Linked DNA regions of Homo sapiens: region 1 is linked to region 2. The links are chromatin loops, found by intact Hi-C in ENCODE. Cell type or tissue: breast epithelium. All regions are shown on one strand. Each heading gives the region's core, and the rest is flanking DNA. Links, peaks and the distances in the headings are about the cores only. Region 1 has its middle 35 kb from the start of KDM2B. Region 2 overlaps KDM2B (lysine demethylase 2B).

The links. Peaks named below come from ENCODE experiments on the same cell type or tissue, not always from the same donor. Only the 100,000 strongest peaks of a DNase experiment are listed, where the experiment ranks them.
Region 1: it touches region 2 in a loop (16-fold over the local background); 35 of 110 quality-filtered maps call a loop at or near these places.

The regions. Positions count from the first base shown.
Region 1 is chr12:121,607,884-121,624,368 of GRCh38, forward strand. No RefSeq gene overlaps it. Among named protein-coding and RNA genes, the nearest start is that of KDM2B, 35 kb to the left of the region's middle. RefSeq lists a silencer at 7,164-7,213 and an enhancer at 12,481-12,775. In breast epithelium, for the core only: no CTCF peak of the experiment used is centred there; no DNase peak of the experiment used is centred there.
Region 2 is chr12:121,515,537-121,518,036 of GRCh38, forward strand. All of the region lies in intron 9 of KDM2B (lysine demethylase 2B), which reads right to left. Among named protein-coding and RNA genes, the nearest start is that of KDM2B-DT, 64 kb to the right of the region's middle. RefSeq lists enhancers at 1-249, 250-756. In breast epithelium, for the core only: no CTCF peak of the experiment used is centred there; a DNase peak (open chromatin) is centred at 1,014; H3K27ac peaks cover 330 bases.

The sequences.
Region 1 (16,485 bases), core at 11,608-14,107, 100 kb after region 2:
AAGCAATTTTCCTGTCCCAGCCTCCCGAGTAGCTGGGATTACAGGTGCCCACCACCATGCCCAGCTAATTTTTTGTATTTTTAGTAGAGACAGGGTTTCAACATTTTTGCCAGGCTGGTCTTGAACTCCTGACCTCAGGTGATCCACCCACCTCAGCCTCCCAAAGTGCTGGGATTACAAGCGTGAGCCACCATGCCCAGCCTAGTTTTATTATTTGTAGAGATGGGGTCTGGCCATGTTACCCAGGCTGATCTGGAACTCCTGGGCTCAAGTGATCCTCCTGACTTGACCTCCAAATGTGCTGGGATTATAGGCACCTGGCTTGAAATTTTGTTTGTTTGTTTTGTTTTGTTTTGAGATGGGGGCTTACTCTGTCACCCAGGCTGGAGAGCAGTGGTGCGATCTCCACCCGCTGCAACCTCTGCCTCCCAGGTTTAAGCGATTCTGATGCCTCAGCCTCCTGAGTAGTTGGGATTACAGTCATGCGTCACAACACACTGCCTGGCTAATTTTTGTATTTTTGGTAGTGATGGGGTTTCGCCATGTTGGCCAGGCTGGTCTTGAACTCCTAACCTCAGGTGATCTACCCGCCTTGGCCTCCCAAAGTGCTGACATTGCAAACGTGAGCCACCACACTGGAGAGATAGGCAGGAACTAGATCACATCAGTCTTTCCCATGCTGGGGAAGGCGCTTGGATTTCATCCTAACTCAGATTCTCAGATGCATGGTCACTGGAGGGCTGTACACAGTGTGGCAGGCTGAGTAAATGTCCCCCAGGGATGTCCATGTCTTACTGTCTGGCACCTGTGAATATGTGACCGTATATGGATGAAGGGACTTTGCGGATGTGATGGAGTGAAGGATTTTAAGATTGATCCTGGATTACCTGGGTGGGCCCAGTGTAACCACAGGTGTCCTCAGGAGAGGTAGAGGAGGTCAGAGAAGCGATGTGACAATGGAAGCAGAGTCTGGAGAGGCGTGACCTGCTTTAGAAACAGAAGGGGCTGCACACTAAGGAATGCAGGCAGCCAGCAGAAGGGAAAAAGCAAGAAATGGATTTTCCCATTATCTCATTGGAGCCTCCAAAGGAACCAGCCCTGCTGTCACCTTAATTTTGGCCCCTGATGATTCATTTTGAACTTCTTACCTCTAGAACTAAGATAATGAATTTGTGTGTGTGTGTGTGTGTGTGTGTTTGTGTGTGTGTTTTGAGATGGAGTCTCACTCTGTCTCGCCCAGGCTGGAGTGCAGTGATGTGATCTCGGCTCACTGCAAGCTCCGCCTCCCGGGTTCAAGCAATTCTCCTGCCTCAGCCTCCCGAGTCGCTGGGATTACAGGCACCCGCCACCACGCCTGGTTAATTTTTGCTTTTTTTTTTTTTTTTTTTTTTGGAGACAAAGACTCGGTCTTGTCCCCCAGGCTGGAGTGTGATGGCGCAATCTCGGCTCACTGCAACCTCTGCCTCCTGGGTTCAAGAGATTCTCATGCCTCAGCCACCTGAGTAGCTGGGATTACAGGAGACTGCCACCACGCCCGGCTAATTTTTGAAATTTTAGTAGAGATGGGGTTTCACCATGTTGGCCAGGCTGGTCTCGAACTCTTGACCTCAGGTGATCTGCCCACCTCGGCTTCCCAAAGTGCTGGGATTACAGGCATGAACCGCCGCGCCCGGCCAATTTATGGTAATTTCTTACAGCAGCAATGGGAAACTAATACAAGCAGAGAAAGGACATGATCAGATTTATGTTTCAAAAACTATTTCTTGTTGCTATTACAGAATGGGCTTTAGCGGGATCAGCAGAAGCAGAGAGCCCGGGTGGGTAACTGCAGACGTGTGGGTGGGCAACAATGGCAGCCCGGATGTGATGGAATGGTTGCTGCTGGACGGAAGAGCTCAGATCTCAAGAAAATGCTAGGGGAGGCCGGGCGCAGTGGCTCACGCCTGTAATCCCAGCACCTTGGGAGGCCGAGGCAGGTGGATCACGAGGTCAGGAGATCGAGACCATCCTGGCTAACAAGGTGAAACCCCGTCTCTACTAAAAAATACAAAAAAAAATTAGCTGGGCGTGGTGGCGGGCGCCTGTAGTCCCAGCTACTCAGGAGGCTGAGGCAGGAGAATGGTGTGAACCCGGGAGGCGGAGCTTGCAGTGAGCCGAGATCGCGCCACTGCACTCCAGCCTGGGCGACGGAGCGAGACTCCGTTTCAAAAAAAAAAAGAAAAAGAAAAAGAAAATGCTAGGGGCTAGAACTGACTGGGTTTATTGATGAATTGGATATTGTGGGGAAGGGTGCAGTCTAGGAAAGTGACTGCAGCGTGACTCCTGGGGTGATCAGAACTACAATTTCTCCAGCTTCTCTGGGGCCTCACAGAGCCACACTGTGTTTGACAGGCTGTTCCCAGGATGCGGGTGTTTTTATGTGATTAGGCTGGAACTGTTCTCTGGGAAATAAATGCCCTCAGTCTAAAGGGCTTTTACGAGCCAGGGCAGGGGATTAAAGGCGGCCGGGCTGTGGAGAAATCCCAGGGTTAGGAGACAGCTGAGCATGGAGACTTTTAATCTAAACCTTAAACGTTTTTATTTTCCACTCCTTGAACTCAGGGTGTCACTTTAAATACATGTTTGGCAACATCAGCTGTTCTATTTTTCTTTTTAATTATACAAAGCGAGATCCTGGAAATGGCTCAGCCCCAGGCTGGGGGAGGCAAGGGAAGTTTGGCAATGGTAGGAGGCAGAGAAACCAACTAAAAATCTAGTGGATTTGAAATCCTTTTGAGGGAGCACAGAGGCCAAACTTCGAGCCACCCTGAACTTGGTAAGAGCTGCCCTGACTCAGGATTTCTAAAAGGAGACCGACAGACTCACCAGCTTAGAATGGAGAGAGGACAGATGGACACGTCTCCAAGACAAAAATATCACCAGCCCTAGCACTGTTCCTGTACCTCGAATTTATTCCCAGGCCCTGTCCTGTTAGCTCAGCTCTTTTCATTTCTTTTCTTCTTTCTTTCTCTTTCTTTCTTTTCTTTCTTTCCCTTTCTTCTTGCTCTTTCTTTCTTTTCTTTTCTTTCTTTCTCTTTTTCTCATTTCTTTTCCTCTTTCTCTCTCTCTCTTTTTTTTTTTTTATTAGAGGCAGGGTTTTACTATGTTGCCCAGGCTGGTCTTGAACTCCTGGGCTCAAGCGATCCTCCTGCCTCAGCCTCCCAAAGTACTGGGATTACAGGTGTGAGCCACTGTGCCTGGCCCTGTTACCTCCTTTCATCCTCTGAGCAGAAAACAGCTAACTAGGTTGTTCATGACATCTATGGGGTACTCCCTACTGTGTGCCAGCTGCTGGGCTCACCTGCTTACACGTGTTACACTGTTGTAGGCAGTCAGCTATTCTATAAGTAGGTGCTATTATTATCCCCGTTTTCTAGATGGGGAATCTGGAATCTCCAGAGAGAACGGATGGAACCCCCACACCCCAGTGTTGGGCCTGCACTTCTTTGCCCTTGGACCCCTCCCTTGCCTTTCTCTAGCCTTGCTCCAGATCACAGGGTGGCCAACCTTTGGCAGGGTGGCTTCCTGCACAGATGGACCAACTGGAGGCAGTGCCAGGAGCCTGGTGGGTGGGAGGAGCCTGGTGGTGGGAGGAGCCTGGTGGGTGGGAGGAGCCAGGTGGTGGGAGGAGGGGAATCCAGGGTGTTCCTACCCCTCTGCCTCAGGTGGGATCTCCAGCTCCACCTCCCACCAGACAGGTCCACTGTGGCTCTGGCTTCTGCCTGAGGACTCCAGTCCCTCTTCGGTACCAGAAACACCACCCCCTGCCTCTGTCCCTCCAACCCCAGGGTGATAGCAGTCCTCCTGCTGGGGCTAACCTGGGGGCTGCCCTTCCCCTGCCTGCCTTTTCCTGTAAGTCTTCCATTACCCCTGGAGCAATTCTCAGGATAAATGCTCTTAGTGTGGTAACTGTTTGTCCTGGTCAGATTCTCACAGATATACTACCTTCACTAAAGACTTACAGATCAGTCAATTCATTCAATCTGGAAGGCAGCAATCCTCTTTCTCTGAGCACAGCACATCCCATGAGAGGGAAGGTTGGAGCCACCATTTACTGAGCGCTGTGCTAATTGCCAGACAACTTTTCTTTCATGAAACACTCATAACAACCTCTTTGCCAAGTCCCATCAATATTCCCCTTTCACAGATGGGGCTCAGAGAGGCTGGGGTGCTTGCCCAAAGTGGCACAGTTACAAACTGACAAAACTGGGATTCAAATCCAAGAGTGCCTAGCTCCAAACTCTGCATAATGATCTAATCTCATCTGAACACACTTGCAGCCCCATTAGAATTCAACTTCCTTGGCTGGCTGAAGACCCCACCCCAAATCACTCCAGCCTCCTTGTATTCTTTTCTTCTTCTTTTTTTTTTTTTTTTTTTGAGATGGAGTCTCACTCTGTTGCCCAGGCTGGAGTGCAGTGGCGCGATCTTGGCTCACTGCAAGCTCTGCCTCCCAGGTTCACGCCATTCTCCTGCCTCAGCCTCCCGAGTAGCTGGGACTACAGGCATCCGCCACCACGCCCAGCTAATTTTTTGTATTTTTAGTAGAGACAGGGTTTCACCATGTTAGCCAGGATGGTCTCGATCTCCTGACCTCGTGATCCGCCTGCCTTGGCCTCCCAAAGTCCTGGCGTGAGCCACCGCTCCTGACCTGTTTTTTGTTTTTTGTTTTTTTTTTTTTGAGACAGAGTCTCACTCTGTCACCCAGGCTGGAGTACAATGGCCTGATCTCAGCTCACTGCAACCCCCGCCTCCTGGGTTCAAACGATTCTTCCACCTCAGCCTCCCGAGTAGCTGGGACTACAGGCGTACACCACCATTCCCAGCTAACTTTTGTATTTTTTAGTAGAGACAGGGTTTCGCCATGTTGCCCAGGCTGGTCTCCTGACCGCAGGTGATCCGCCCACCTCGGCCTCCCAAAGTGCTGGGATTACAGGCGTGAGCCATCACGCCCGGCCCCCCCAAAAAAATTTTTTTAAGTCCCACAAACTGGGTGGCTTAGGAGAGAAACTTATTGTCTCACAGTTCTGGAGGCCAGAAGTCCAAAATCAAGATGTCAGCAAGGCCACGGTCCCTCGGAAGGAACCAGGGAAGGACATGCCCCAGGCCCTGCTGCTCGAGCTACCTGGCTTGTAGACGGCCGTCTTCTTGTGTCCATTCATGTGGTCTTCCCTCTGTACATGTCTGTCTGTGTCTAAATTTCCTCCTTTGTTTTTGTTTTTTGTTTTTTGTTTTTTTTTTCTGACAGAGTTTCGCTCTTGTTGCCCAGGCTGGCGTGCAGTGGTGCGATCTTGGCTCACTACAACCTCCTCCTCCCGGGTTCAAGCCATTCTCCTACCTTAGCCTCCCGAGTAACTGGGATTACAGGCACATGCCACCACGCCCGGCTAATTTTGTATTTTTAGTAGAGATAAGTTTTCTCCATGTTGGTCAGGCTGGTCTCCAACTCCTGACCTCAGGTGATCCGCCCGCCTCGGCCTCCCAAAAGGCTGGGATTACAGGCGTGAGCCACGGTGCCTGGCTGTTTTTGTCTTTTTTGAGACAGGGTCTCACACTGTTGCCAAGGCTGGAGTGCAGTGTCACGCTCACAGCTCAGTGCAGCTTTGACCTCATGGGATCAAGCAATGCTCCTGCCTCAGCCTCACTAGTAGCGGGAACCCCAGACAAGAGCCACTGCTCCTTGCAAATTTCACACTTCTCCTTTTTATAAGGATATTAGTAATATTGGAAGAGGGCTGTATGAGTCTGTTCTGTCATTGCTATAAAGAAATACCAAGCTGGGCACGGTGACTCACACCTGTAATTCCAGCACTTTGGGAGGCCCAGGCCAGCAGATCACCTGAGGTCAGGAGTTCGGGACAAGTCTGGCCAAAATGGGGAAACCCTGTCTCTACTAAAACTACAAAACATTAGTCGGACGTTGTGGCAGGCGCCTATAATCCCAGCTACTCGGGAGGCTGAGGCAGGAGAATCGCTTGAACCCAGGAGGTGGAGGTTGCAGTGAGGCGAGATTGCACCACTGCACTCCAGCCTGGGCAACAAGCACAAAATTCCATTTAGAAAAAAAAAAAAAAAAATGAAAAGAAATACCTGAGGCTGGGCACCATGGTTCACGCCTGTAATCCCAGCATTTTGGGAGGCCGAGGCGGACAGATCATTTGAGGCCAGGAGTTCGAGACCAGCCTGGCCAACATGGCGAAACCCCCTCTCTACTAAAAATACAAAAATTAGCCGGGCGTGGTGATGCACTCCTGTAATCCCAGCTACTCGGGAGGCTGAGGCAGGAGAATTGCTTGAACCAGGGAGGTGGAGGTTGCAGTGAGCCAACATTGAGCCACTGCACTCCAGCCTGGAAGACAGAGCGAGACTCCATCTCAAAAAAAAAAAAAAAAAAAATACCTAGGCCGGGCACAGTGGCTCACGCCTGTACTCCCAGCACTTTGGGAGGCTGAGGCAGGTGGATCACGAGGTCAGCAGTTCAACCTGCCGGTCCAAGATGGTGAATCCTCATCTCTACTAAAAATACAAAAATTAGCTGGGCGTGGTGGCAGGCACCTGTAATCCCAGCTACTCGGGAGGCGGAGGCAGAGAATTGCTTGCACCCAGAGGCGGAAGTTAAAGTGAGCCCAGATCGCGCCACTGCACTCCAGCCTGGGCAACAGAGTGAGACTCTGTCTCGAAAAAAAAAAAGAAAAAGAAATACCTAAGACTGAGTAATTTATAAAGAAAAGAGGATGAATACAAAAAAATCAGCTGGGCGTGGTGGCAGTCGCCTGTAGTCCCAGCTACTCCGGAGGCTGAAGCAGGAGAATGGCCGTGAACCCGGGAGGTGGAGCTTGCAGTGAGCTGATATTGCGCCACTGCACTCCAGCCTGGGCGACAGAGCGAGACTCCGTCAAAAAAAAAAAAAGAAAGAAAGAAAGAAAGAAAAGAGGATTAATTGGCTCTTGGTTCGGAAGGTTGTGCAGGAAACATTGCAGCATCTGCTTCTGGGGAGGCCTCAAGAAGCTTCCAATCATGGCGGAAGGCAAAGGAGGAACCAGCCCTTCACATGGCGGGAGCAGGAGGAAGAGAGGGGCGGGGAGGTGCTATACACTTTTAAACAACCAGATCTCACTCACTGTCATAGCACCAAGAGGATGGTGCTAAACCATTCATGAGAAACTGGCCCCGTGATCCAATCACCTCTCACCAGGCTCCATCTCCAACACTGGGGATTACAATTGAACATGAGATTTGGGTGGGGACACAGATCCAAACGAAATAAGTGCCCACCCTATGACCTCATTTTAATTTGATTACCTCTGTAAAGGCTGTATTTCCAAATGAGGTCACATTCTTCGTTTTTTTTTGTTTGTGGTTTTTTTTTTTTTTTTTAGAGAGTTTCACTCTTTCGCCCAGGCTGGAGTGCAATGGCACAATCTCAGCTGACTGCAACCTCTGCCTTCCAGTGTCAAGAGATTCTCCTGCCTCAGCCTCCCAAGTAGCTAGGATTACAACAGTCGCTTGCCTTCACACCCAGCTAATTTTTGTATTTTTAGTAGAGATCGGGTTTCACCATGTTGGCCAGGCTGGTCTCCAACTCCTGACCTCCTGATCCACCCTCCTCGGCCTCCCAAAGTGCTGGGATTACAGATGTGAGCCACCGTGCCTGGCCACAGTCTTCTTCTTTTGTTTTTTTTTGAGACGGAGTCTCGCTCTGTCACCCAGGCTGGAGTGCAGTGGCGTGATCTCGGCTCACTGCAAGTTCTGCCTTCCAGGTTCACGCCATTCTCCTGCCTCAGCCTCCCGAGTAGCTGGGACTACAAGCACCTGCCACCATGCCTGGCTAATTTTTTGTATTTTTTTCATTAGAGACGGGGGTTTCACCGTGTTAGCCAGGATGGTCTCGATCTCCTGACCTCGTGATCCGCCTGCCTCGGCCTCCCAAAGTGCTGGGATTACAGGCGTGAGCCATCGTGCCCAGCCGGCCACATTCTTCTTTTTGAGGTGGAGTTTCACTCTTGTCTGCCGGGCTGCAGTGCAATGGCGCAATCTTGGCTCACTGCAACCTCCACCTCCTGGCTACTTTTTGTATTTTCAGTAGAGATGGGGTTTCACCATGTTTGCCAGGCTGGTCTTGAACTCCTGACCTCAGGTGATCCGCCTGCCTCAGTCTCCCAAGGTGTTGAAATTACAGGCGTGAGCCACTGCGCCCAGCCCCAAATGAGGTCACATTCTGAGGTACTGAGGTTTAGGACTGCAATGTCTTTTTTGGGGGGACACAGTTTAACCTTTAAGAGTCCAACCTGATCTCATGTGTCTGATCTCTGCAGTGTGGCCTGCTTTGCTAATAGAGGATGTCAGACCGTCCAGGAAAATGATCCTGCTGACACCCACCAAGTTAAGGGATATAGTGATTCTCCAAGGCATATGTGTATTGACAAAATTTACCCCAACATTCTGTACAGCAAATTCAGTTTTGAAAAAGGAGAACTAGACTAGGCGTGGTGGCTCATGCCTGTAATCCAGCACTTTGGGAGGCTGAGGTGGGTGGATCACCTGAGGTCACGAGTTCAAGACCAGCCTGACCAACATGTAGAAACCTCGTCTCTACTAAAAATGTAAAAATTACCCGGGCGTGGTGGTGCATGCCTGTAATCCCAGCTACTCGGGAGGCTGAGGCAGGAGAATCACTTGAATCCAGGAGGTGGAGGTTGCAGTGAGCTGAGATCATGCCATTGCGCTCCAGCCTGGGCAACAAGAGCAAAACTCCGTCTCAAAAAAAAAAAAAAAAAAAGAAAGAAAGAAAAGAAAAGAAAAAGAGAACTAGGCTGGGTAGGTTAGCTCACGCCTGTAATCCCAGCATTTTGGGAGGCCATGGCAGGAGGATCGCTTGTGTCCAGGAGTTTTGAGACTGGCCTAGGCAACATATTAGATCCCATCTTTATAAATAATAAAAAATTAGCCAGGTGTGGTGGTGTGTGCATGTAGTCTCAGCTACTTGGCAGGCTGAGGTGGGAGGGTCACTTGAACCCAGGAGGTCAAGGCTGCAGTGAGCCATAATCGTGCCTCTGGACTCCAGTCTAGGCAACAGAATGAAACTTCATCTCAAAACAACAACAACAAAAAAGAAGCTGGTCACAGTGGCTCTAGCCTTTAATCCCAGCACTTTGGGAGGCTGAGGCAAGCGGATCGCTTGAGCCCAGGAGTTCAAGACCAGCCTGGGCAACGTGGCAAGACCCCCTGTCTCTACAAAAAAAAAAAAAAAAAAAAAAACACAAAAATTAGCCAGATGTGGTGATGCAGGCCTGTAGCCCTAGCTACTTGGGAGGCTGAGCTGAGAGGATCACTTGCACCCGGGAGGCAGAGGTTATAGTGGGCTGAGATTGTGCCACTGCACTCCAGTCTGGGCAAGAGACCAAGACCCCTGTGAAAAAAAAAGAAGGAAGGAAGGAAGGGAGGAAGGGAGGGAGGGAACAAGTTGAAGGTCTTACCTCTACCTGACTTTAAGACTTATTTTGAGGCCGGGCGTGGTGACTCATGTCTGTAATCTCAGCACTTTGGGAGGCTGAGGTGGGTGAATAACCTGAGGTCAGGAGTTCCAGACCAGCCTGGCCAACACGGCGAATCCCTGTTTCTACTAAAAATACAAAAATTAGCTGGATGTGGCAGCAGGCACCTGTAATCCTAGCTACTCGGGAGGCTGAAGCAGGAGAATCGCTTGAACCCGGGAGCCGAGGTTGCAGTGAGCCCAGAACGTGCCATTGCACTCCAGCCTGGGCAATAGAGAGAGACTCTGTCTTAAAAAAGAGACTTTTTTTTTTGAGACAGGGTCTTGCTCTGTCACCCAGGCTGAAGTGTAGTGGCCCCGTCTCGGCTCACTGCAACCTCCACCTCCCAGGTTCAAGCAATTCTCCTGCCTCAGCCTCCCGAGTAGCTGGGACTACAGGTGCGTGCCACCACATCCGGCTAATTTTTGTATGTTTAGTAGAGACAGGATTTCACTGCGTTGACCAGGCTGGTCTCAAACTCCTAACCTCGTGATCCGCCCGCCTCGGCCTCCCAAAGTGCTGGGATTACAGGCGTGAACCACCATGCCCGGCCGAGACTTTTTTTTTTTTAATTTTGAGGAATTTATGGGGTTTTTTTTCCCCAAGACTTATTTTATTTTTATTTATTTATTTATTAATTTATTTACTTTTTTTTTTTTTTTTGAGATGGAGTCTCACTCTGTCACCCAGGCTAGAGTGCAATGGCGCGATCTCAGCTCACTACAAGCTCTGCCTCCCGGGTTCATGCCATTCTCCTGCCTCAGCCTCCAGAGTAGCTGGGACTACAGGCGCCTGCCACCACGCCTGGCTAATTTTTTGTATTTTTAGTAGAGATGAGGTTTCACCGTGTTAGCCAGGATGGTCTCGATCTCCTGACCTTGTGATCGGCCCGCCTCGGCCTCCCAAAGTGCTGGGATTACAGGCATGAGCCACTGCGCCCGGCCAATTTATTTACTTTTGAGACGGAGTCTTACTCTGTCGCCCAGTATGGAGTGCAGTGGCGTGACCTCGGCTCACTGCTACCTCCGTCTCCCGGGTTCAAGGGTTCTCCTGCCTTAGCCTCCCAAATAGCTGGGACTACAGGTGCGGGCCACCATGCCCAGCTAATTTTTGTATTTTTAGTAGAGATGAGGTTTCACCATGTTGGTCAGACTGGTCTCAAACTCCTGACCTCAAGTGATCCGCCCACCTTGGCCCCCCCAAAGTACTGGGGTTACAGGTGTGAGCCACCACGCCCTGCCCCCAAGATTTACTTTAAACCTAGAGTAATCAACACAGTATCTATTGGCATGAGAGTAGACAAATAGATCCACAGACTAGAATAGAGAGTTCAGAAACAGTCTGTCATGTATAGTAGTCACGTGATTTTTGACAAAAATGTCCATGCATTTCAGTGGGGAAAGCTTGCTTCACTCAAAAATCTGTATTTGATTGATGGGCTATAGGCTCAGCTACTTGAGAAGCTGAGGCAGGAGTGAGAATCACTTGAGTCATGAATTTGAGGCTGTAGTGTGCAATGATCACACCTATGAAGAGCCACTGCACTCCAGCCTGGGCAACAGAGCAAGACCTTGTCTCTAAGAAAAAAACAGAAATAGAAAAAAATCAGTATGACACGGATCACAGACCTAAACATACAAGCAAAAACACTTTTATTTTTGGCGGGGTGGGTGGAGGGTAGAGACAGGGTTCCACTATGTTGCCCAGGCTGGTCTCAAACCTCCTGGTCTCAAGTGATCCTCTCGACCTGGCCTCCCCAGGTGCTGAGATTATAGGCATGAGCCACCATGCCTGGCCTAAAACTTTTAAAAGAAAACACAGGTGAATATCTTCGTGACCTTGTGGTTGGCAAAGATTTCTTTTTTTCTTTTTTTTTTTTTTTAAATAGAGTCTTACTCTATGGCCCAGGCTGGAGTGTAATGGTGTGATCTCAGCTCACTGCAACCTCCGCCTCTTGGGTTCAAGTGATTCTTGTGCCTCAGCCTCTTGAATAGCTGGGATTACAGGCATGTGCCACCATGCCCGGATAATTTTTGTATTTTTAGTAGAGATGCAGTTTCACCATGCTGGCCAGGCTGGTCTCGAACTCCTGACCTCAGGTGATCCGTCCACCTCAGCCTCCCAAAATGCTGGGATTACAGGCATGAGTCACCGCGTCGTCAGCAAAGATTTCTTATCCAGGCCAGAAAAAGTTCTCACTTTTAAAGGCATGGGCACAAACTCAGACCCAACAAAGACTTCTGACCAGTGAGGGGGTAGGAGTGGAGGGAGGAAGAATGAGCACTATAAGCCCAGAAACTGGAGAGCAAGGAGACAGAGTTCACACTCCCCTGGCATAGTCTAAGCTCCAGAGTCAGAGAACCATTCTGAGACCAACACCAGGGCTCACCAACCCGACCCCATTCTGCATTTTGTAACCAGCCCCCTGACAGTGTCTCACTTGGTTTCCAGCCTCCTTCACCCCAATTCTTTGACCATGAAAACCTTCAAGATCACTCACAAAAGCTGCCTCCCAGATGTCTTGTGGAGCTGGCACCAGGGCTGGCTGGCAGAGGGATTTCATGCATTCTGAGTCAGGACACAAGGAAGGACTGACAGGGAAGCTGCCCCCAGCTCCATACAAGGACAACTTTTGAAGTATCAGACAACCAATCAGACATGCTCAGCTTCTAGAAGGAGTGAGCTTCCCATCGCCAGGGGTATGAAAACATTGTTCTAGCCGGGCTTGGTGGTGCATGCCTGTGGAGCCCAGGAGTCCGAATGCAGCCTGGGTAACACAATGAGACCCCTGTCTCCCCACCACCAAAAAAAAAAAAAAAACTGTGGGGAAAAGTTAGTAACCATGGACCCCTCTAGGATCCTGGGGCAGGAGGCAGGGATGGTCCAGACACCCCACCCAAGTTTTTATTACTTGTGATCTGTGCAGATGGGGAAATTCAAACCACACAGAATATTAGGAGAGGGGTGAGGAGCGTGACATAGTAGCTGGGGAAAGGAAACCCTCACCACCCCAAAGCCCCCTCTGAGTCACCACTCCCAGATCCTTTTGTTCCTCTAAAATCAGCAAATCTCTCCTCCCAGCTTCCGGCCTCTTCCCCCTCCAGACCTCAGGCCCTCTTAGCTGCTAAATGTTGTGTGTTCCTAGTCCTGAACTGGGGGTTTCTGGGAACCAAGGACATTGCATTGTTTTGTTCATTGAACCTGTTTCCATTGGCAGTAGCCAGTGGGAGGCCCTGGGGTGATAGCGACGTGATTGATTGATTGATTGATTTTGAGAGACTGAGTCTCCCTCTGTCGCCCAGGCTGGAGTTCAGTGGCAGGATCTCGGCTCACTGCAACTTTCGCCTCCTGGATTCAAGCAATTCTTCTGCCTCAGCCTCCGGAGTAGCTGGGATTACAGGCCTGGCCACCACACCCAACTAATTTTTTCTTTTTTGAGATGGAGTCTAGCTCTGTCACCCAGGCTGGAGTGCAGTGGTGTGATCTCGGCTCATTGCAACCTCTGCCTCCCGGGTTCAAGCAATTTTCCTGCCTCAGCCTCCCAAGTAGCTGGGACTACAGGTGTGTGCCCCCACGCTCGACTAATTTTTGTATTTTTAGTAGAGACGGGGTTTCACCATGTTGGCCAGACTGGTCTCAAACTCCAGACCTCGTGATCTGCCCGCCTTGGACTCCTAAAGTGCTGGGATTACAGGTGTGAGCCACCGCGCCCGGCTAATTTTTTCTTATTTTGACACAGGGTCTTACTCTGTCGCCCAGGCTACAGTGCAGTGGCGTGATCTCTGCTCACTCCAACCTCTGCCTGCCGGGTTCAAGCACTTCTTCTGCCTCAGCCTCCCAAGTAGCTGGGATTATAGGCATGCACCACCAAGCCCGGCTAATTTTTGTATTTTTAGAAGAGATGGGCTTTTACCATGTTGACCAGGCTGGTCTTGAACTCCTGACCTCAGGTGATCCACCTGCCTCAGCCTCCGAAAGGGCTGGAATTACAGGCGTGAGTCACCGTGCCCGGCCTAATTTTTGTATTTTTAATGGAGACGGAGTTTCGCCATGTTGGCCAGGCTGGTCTCAAACTCCTGACCTTAAGTGATCTACCGCCTCGGCCTCCCAAAGTGTTGGAATTATAAGCATGAGCCACCACACCTGGCCCATGATTCATTTATTTATTTAGTTGTTTTTTCTTTGAGACAGGATCTCGCTTTATTGCCTAGGTTGGAGGACAGTGGTGTGATCACCGCAGCTTCATTCCAAGAAGCTGGGAGTACAGGCTCACGCCACCACATCTGGTTTATTTATTTATTTATTGAGACAGAGTATTGCTTTTATTGCCCAGGCTGGAGTGCAATGGCATAATCTCATCTCATCGCAAACTCCACCTCCCGGGTTCAGGCGGTTCTCCTGCCTTAGCCTCCCAAGTAGCTGGGATTACAGGCATGCGCCACCACACCAGCTAATTTTTGTATTTTTAGTAGAGACGAGGTTTCTCCATGTTGGTCAGGCTGGTCTTGAACTCCTGTCCTCTCAGGTGATCCGCCCACCTCAGCCTCCCAAAGTGCTGGGATTACAGGTGTGAGCCACCGTGCCTAGTCTTATTTATTTATTTATTTGGAGACAGAGTCTCGCTCTGTCGCCCAGGCTGGAGTGCAGTGGCACCATCTTGGCTTACTGCAAGCTCCGCCTCCCGGGTTCACGCCATTCTCCTGCCTCAGCCTCCCAAGTAGCTGGGACTACAGGCGCCCGCCACCACACCCAGCTAATTTTTTTGTATTTTTAGTAGAGACGGGGTTTCACCGTGTTAGCCAGGATGGTCTCAATCTCCTGACCTCGCGATCCGCCGGTTTCAGCCTCCCAAAGTGCTGGGATTATAGGTGTGAGCCACCGCGCCTGGCCTTTTTTTTTTTTTTTTTTTTTAAGTAGAGATGTGCTACTGCACTCCAGCCTGGGTGACTATTGAGACCCTGTCTCAATAAATAAATAAATAAATAAATAAATAAATAAATAAATAAATAAGGCCAGGCGCAGTGGCTCACATCTGTAATCCCAGCACTCTGGGAGGCTGAGGCAGGCAGATCATCTGAGTTCAGGAGTTCGAGACTAGCCTGGACAACATGGTGAAACCCTGTCTCTACTAAAAATATAAAAAATTAGCTGGGTGTGCTGGTGGGCACCTGTAATCCTAGTTACTCAGGAGGCTGAGGCAGAAGAATCGCTTGAACCTAGGAATTGGAGGTTGCAGTGAGCTGAGATTGAGCCACTACGCTCTAGCCTGGGGGACAGAGCGAGACTCCATCTTAAAAATAATAAAAATAAAAATAAAATAAAATGTTTAAATACGTTGGGCACAATGGTTTACACCTGTAATCCCAGCACTTTGGGAGGCTGAGATGGGTGGATCACTTGAGGTCAGGAGTTCGAGACCAGCCTGGCCAACATGGTGAAACCCTGACTCTACTAAAAATACAAAAAATTAGCTGGGTGTGGTGATGGACACCTGTAATCCCAGTTATTTAGGAGGCTGAGCCAGAATAATCGGTTGAACCCAGGAGGCGGAGGTTGCAGTGAGCCGAGATCGAGCCACTGCACTGCAGCCTGGGGAACAGAGAGAGACTCTGTCCTAAAATAATAATAAAATAAAATAAAATGTTTGAATAGGCTGGACACAGTGGCTCATGCTTGTAATTCCAGAACTTTGGGAGGCCCAGATGGGAGGATCCCTTGAGCCCAGGAGTTTGAGACCAGCATGCTCAACATGGGGAGACGCTGTCACTATTATTTTTTATTGGAGACGGAGTCTCCCTCTGTCGCCCAGGCTTGAGTGCAGCAGCCTGATCTCAGCTCACTGCAACCTCTGCCTCCTGCGTTCAAGCAATTATCCTACCTCAGCTTCCCCAGTTGCTAGGATTATAGGCGTGCCCCATCATACCTGGCTAATTTTTTTTGTATTTTTAGTAGAGATGGGGGTTTCACCATGTTAGCCAGGCTGGTCTCGAACTCCTGACCTTAGGTGATCCACCCGCTTGGGCCTTCCAAAGTGTTGGGATAACAGGTGTGAGCCACCGCGCCTGGCCACACTTTTTTTTTTTTTTAATGCTTAAACAGATGAACAGGTCAACTAAATAAGCTAGATGATTTCAGATGCTGTAGTGATCACAGCTATAAAGGGAAGAAATCAGGATGAGGTGACAGATTGTGACACCGGGGCTACTTCAATAGAGGGAAGGTCTCTCAGGAGGTGCTATTTGAGCTGAGACACAAATGTTGAGTGAAAGGGGTAAGAAGTACAAAGGCGGGCCATGGCGCGGTGCGTCACGCCTGTAATCCCAGCACTTTGGGAGGCTGAGGCGGGTGGATCACCAGGTCAAGAGATCGAGACCATCCTGGTCCATATGGTGAAACCCCGTCTCTACTAAAAATACCAAAAATAGCTGGGCGTGGTGGCGCGCGCCTGTAGTCCCAGCTACTCGGCAGGCTGAAGCAGGAGAATTGCTTGAACCCGGGAGGCGGAGGTTGCAGTGAGCCGAGATCGCTCCACTGCACTCCAGCCTGGTGACAGAGTGAGACTCCGTCTCAAAAAAAAAAAAAAAAAAGTACAAAGGCCACCAGGGAAACAAAGCCAGTAGGGTGAGATTTCAAATTCCAAATTCCCCAATTTTTTTTTTTTTTTTTGAGAGGGACTCTCGCTCTGTCGCTCAGGCTGGAGTGCAGTGGCTCGATCTCGGCTCACTGCAAGCTCCGCCTCCCAAGTTCAAACGATTCTCCTGCCTCAGCCTCCCTGGTAACTGGGACTAGGGAGTCACCTGACTAATTTTTTTAGTAGAGACAGGGTTTCACCATGTTGGCTAGGCTGGTCTGGAACTACTGACCTTGTGATCTGCCTGCCTCGGCCTCCCAAAGTGTTGGGATTATAGGCGTG
Region 2 (2,500 bases), core at 1-2,500:
TGCCCACCTCCACTGCCCTGCTCTCTGCTGACAATAAACAGGTGACATTCCCCATCTGGGACAAAGACAACTAGAAGCAGACCTCCGTTCTCCTTTTGCCCTAAAATGCTATTTTGCTGCATTTCTCAAAGTGCCCGTCTGGAAAAGGCCCAAACCCAGCGTCTCTGAGAGTCCTGGCTCTCACTCAGCTCCTGGCCTCAAGGCCTCCTCCCACTGCTGGGCCTCCTCTCTCCGCCTGCACACTGGGTGCTGGGCTCTGCCTGCCTCTGATGGATGGAATGCTTTGGAATGGGATCATGGCCACCACATGCTCTTCAGCCCCCTGGGGGATGCACGGAGTGGGGACCATCATCTAGCGGTTTCCTTGGCTCCAGCTCCTTTCCTGAGAACCCCAGTTTCAGTGCTGGGAGAAGAGTCATCTTTTCTCATAGTTACTAGATCGGTGCCCTCTGGAGTTTAAAAAAGAGGGGCTCCTAGGCATGAAGCAAACCTTGATTTCCTATGAAGAAGGGTTTAGGGGACCTCAGCCCCACCTCTATTCAAGAGAAACGGACAAAAGATTTTGGAACGAATTACCAGTACTTAAAAAGCAAGCTGAGGACGGACAGACCTCATCCACATTTCCTGACATGAGACTTGATTGGTAAAACTCTGAAGTCGGTTTTGACTTTTCAAATCTTTTTGACACCTTCCGAGCCATTCTGCTCGGACACCATGACCACCTGGGAATCTTTCTAAATTAGGGGAAAAAAATTGAGGGGGCTGCACTTCAGGAGGGAAAGATAAGTCTCCCTTCTTTGTTGCTGAACCCAATGGAAACCAGCTGGGTGAAAACAAATGCTGATGAAGGAATTCAAATTTTTATTTATTTATTTATTTTTTTTTCCAAGAGAGGACTGCGGGAAACAAAAATTTGCAAAGAATTGACTTACAAACAGGTTGTCGCCTTCCACCCTTCGCCTTCAAAAGGTTTCAGCCACATGCCTGGGGACATTAAACATACGGTTGCTCAACATTATTTGTTGACAGACTCGGAGCCTCACCAAATTGAGTTAACCAACGTCAGTCCAAAACAAAAGGCAAGGCAGTCACAAGGCATGCAATGCTCCCAGCCTGCAGGTCATCCGTCTACCAGAGGACCTCAGGGCCCACTCAGCGGCACCTGGCCTCAGCCCTTCCTCGGAGGTCCAAGTCATCTTCAAGCTGAGTGACCTCAGGAGATGACAACAAAAGGTTTCTCGAGTGTATCTAGAACTCCCAGGTCTCAAGGACTTGAAAAAGTCAAAATGTGAGAGTGGGTGGAAGTGTCCTACAATTTGTTTTTCTCCTGGAAAAAAAAAAAAAAAAATCAATGGAAAAAAAAAAAAGTCCAATGGTAGGGGGAAGGGGAGAGGGAAGGTAAATTATTTGCAATTTCCAAATAGATTCAGTGGCTGTAAGGGAATGGGGCATGTCGGCATTACCTTTTCTGGGAAGGCTGCTTTCACTAGAGCCACTGGGAGGGGGGGAAAGATAAATAAAAGATAAATATAAGAGAGATGGCAATTTAATGATCATTTGGACCATACCTATTCCCTATCAACCTAACTGAAGTTAAAAGAATGTAGTGATGATCGAGATGTTGTCTTAAGTATCAAATGCACAACATATCCACTCGTTGCTGTCACTCTTCCATCACTCTTCATAGCTTCAGGATGAGGGGAAGGGGAGATTTCATCTACAAGGGTTGGGGAATGGAAATCCACCATTCCCCAAACACCTGTATATGTTCGTGCCACCTCATGGGCAGTGACATTGCAGGATGGGGTCACCTATCATCTCGCCAGAAAAATTTAAATGGTGAAGGTAAGACACAGCTTCCTAGGGAACCCTGGGGTTCCCTAGTTTAGATAGGGGTCCCCACCTTGGGCCACAAAGGCAAATTCTTTTTCTTTTCTTTTTTTTTTTTTTGAGATGGAGTCTCGCTCTGTCGCCCAGGCTGGAGTGCAGTGGCTCAATCTAAGCACACTGTAACCTCTGCCTACTGGGTTCAAGCAATCCTCCTGCCTCAACCTCCCGATTAGCTGGGACTACAGGCATGAACCACCATGCCTGGCTAATTTTTGTATTTTTTTAGTAGAGATGGGGTTTCACCATGTTGGCCAGGCTGGTCTCGAACTCCTGACCTCAGATCATCCGCCTGCCTTGGCCTCCCAAAGTGCTGGGATTATAGGCGTCAGCCACCGGCGCCTGGCCAGGCAAATTCTTTTTCTAAGACAAAGCCACACCATGGAGCTTGGAGACTGACCGATGGTTCCCTCTGTCCCACCTCCTGCATTTGGTTTCCAGGCAAAGCCATGTTTTAGGACTCTTAAAACACTTTTTTTGAGGGGGGGGATGGAGTTTCGCTCTTGTTGCCCAGGCTGGAGTGCAGTGGTGCGATCTCAGCTCACTGCAACCTTTGCCTCCCGGGTTCAAGCAATTCTCCTGCCTCAGCCTCCTGAGTAGCTGGGATTACAGG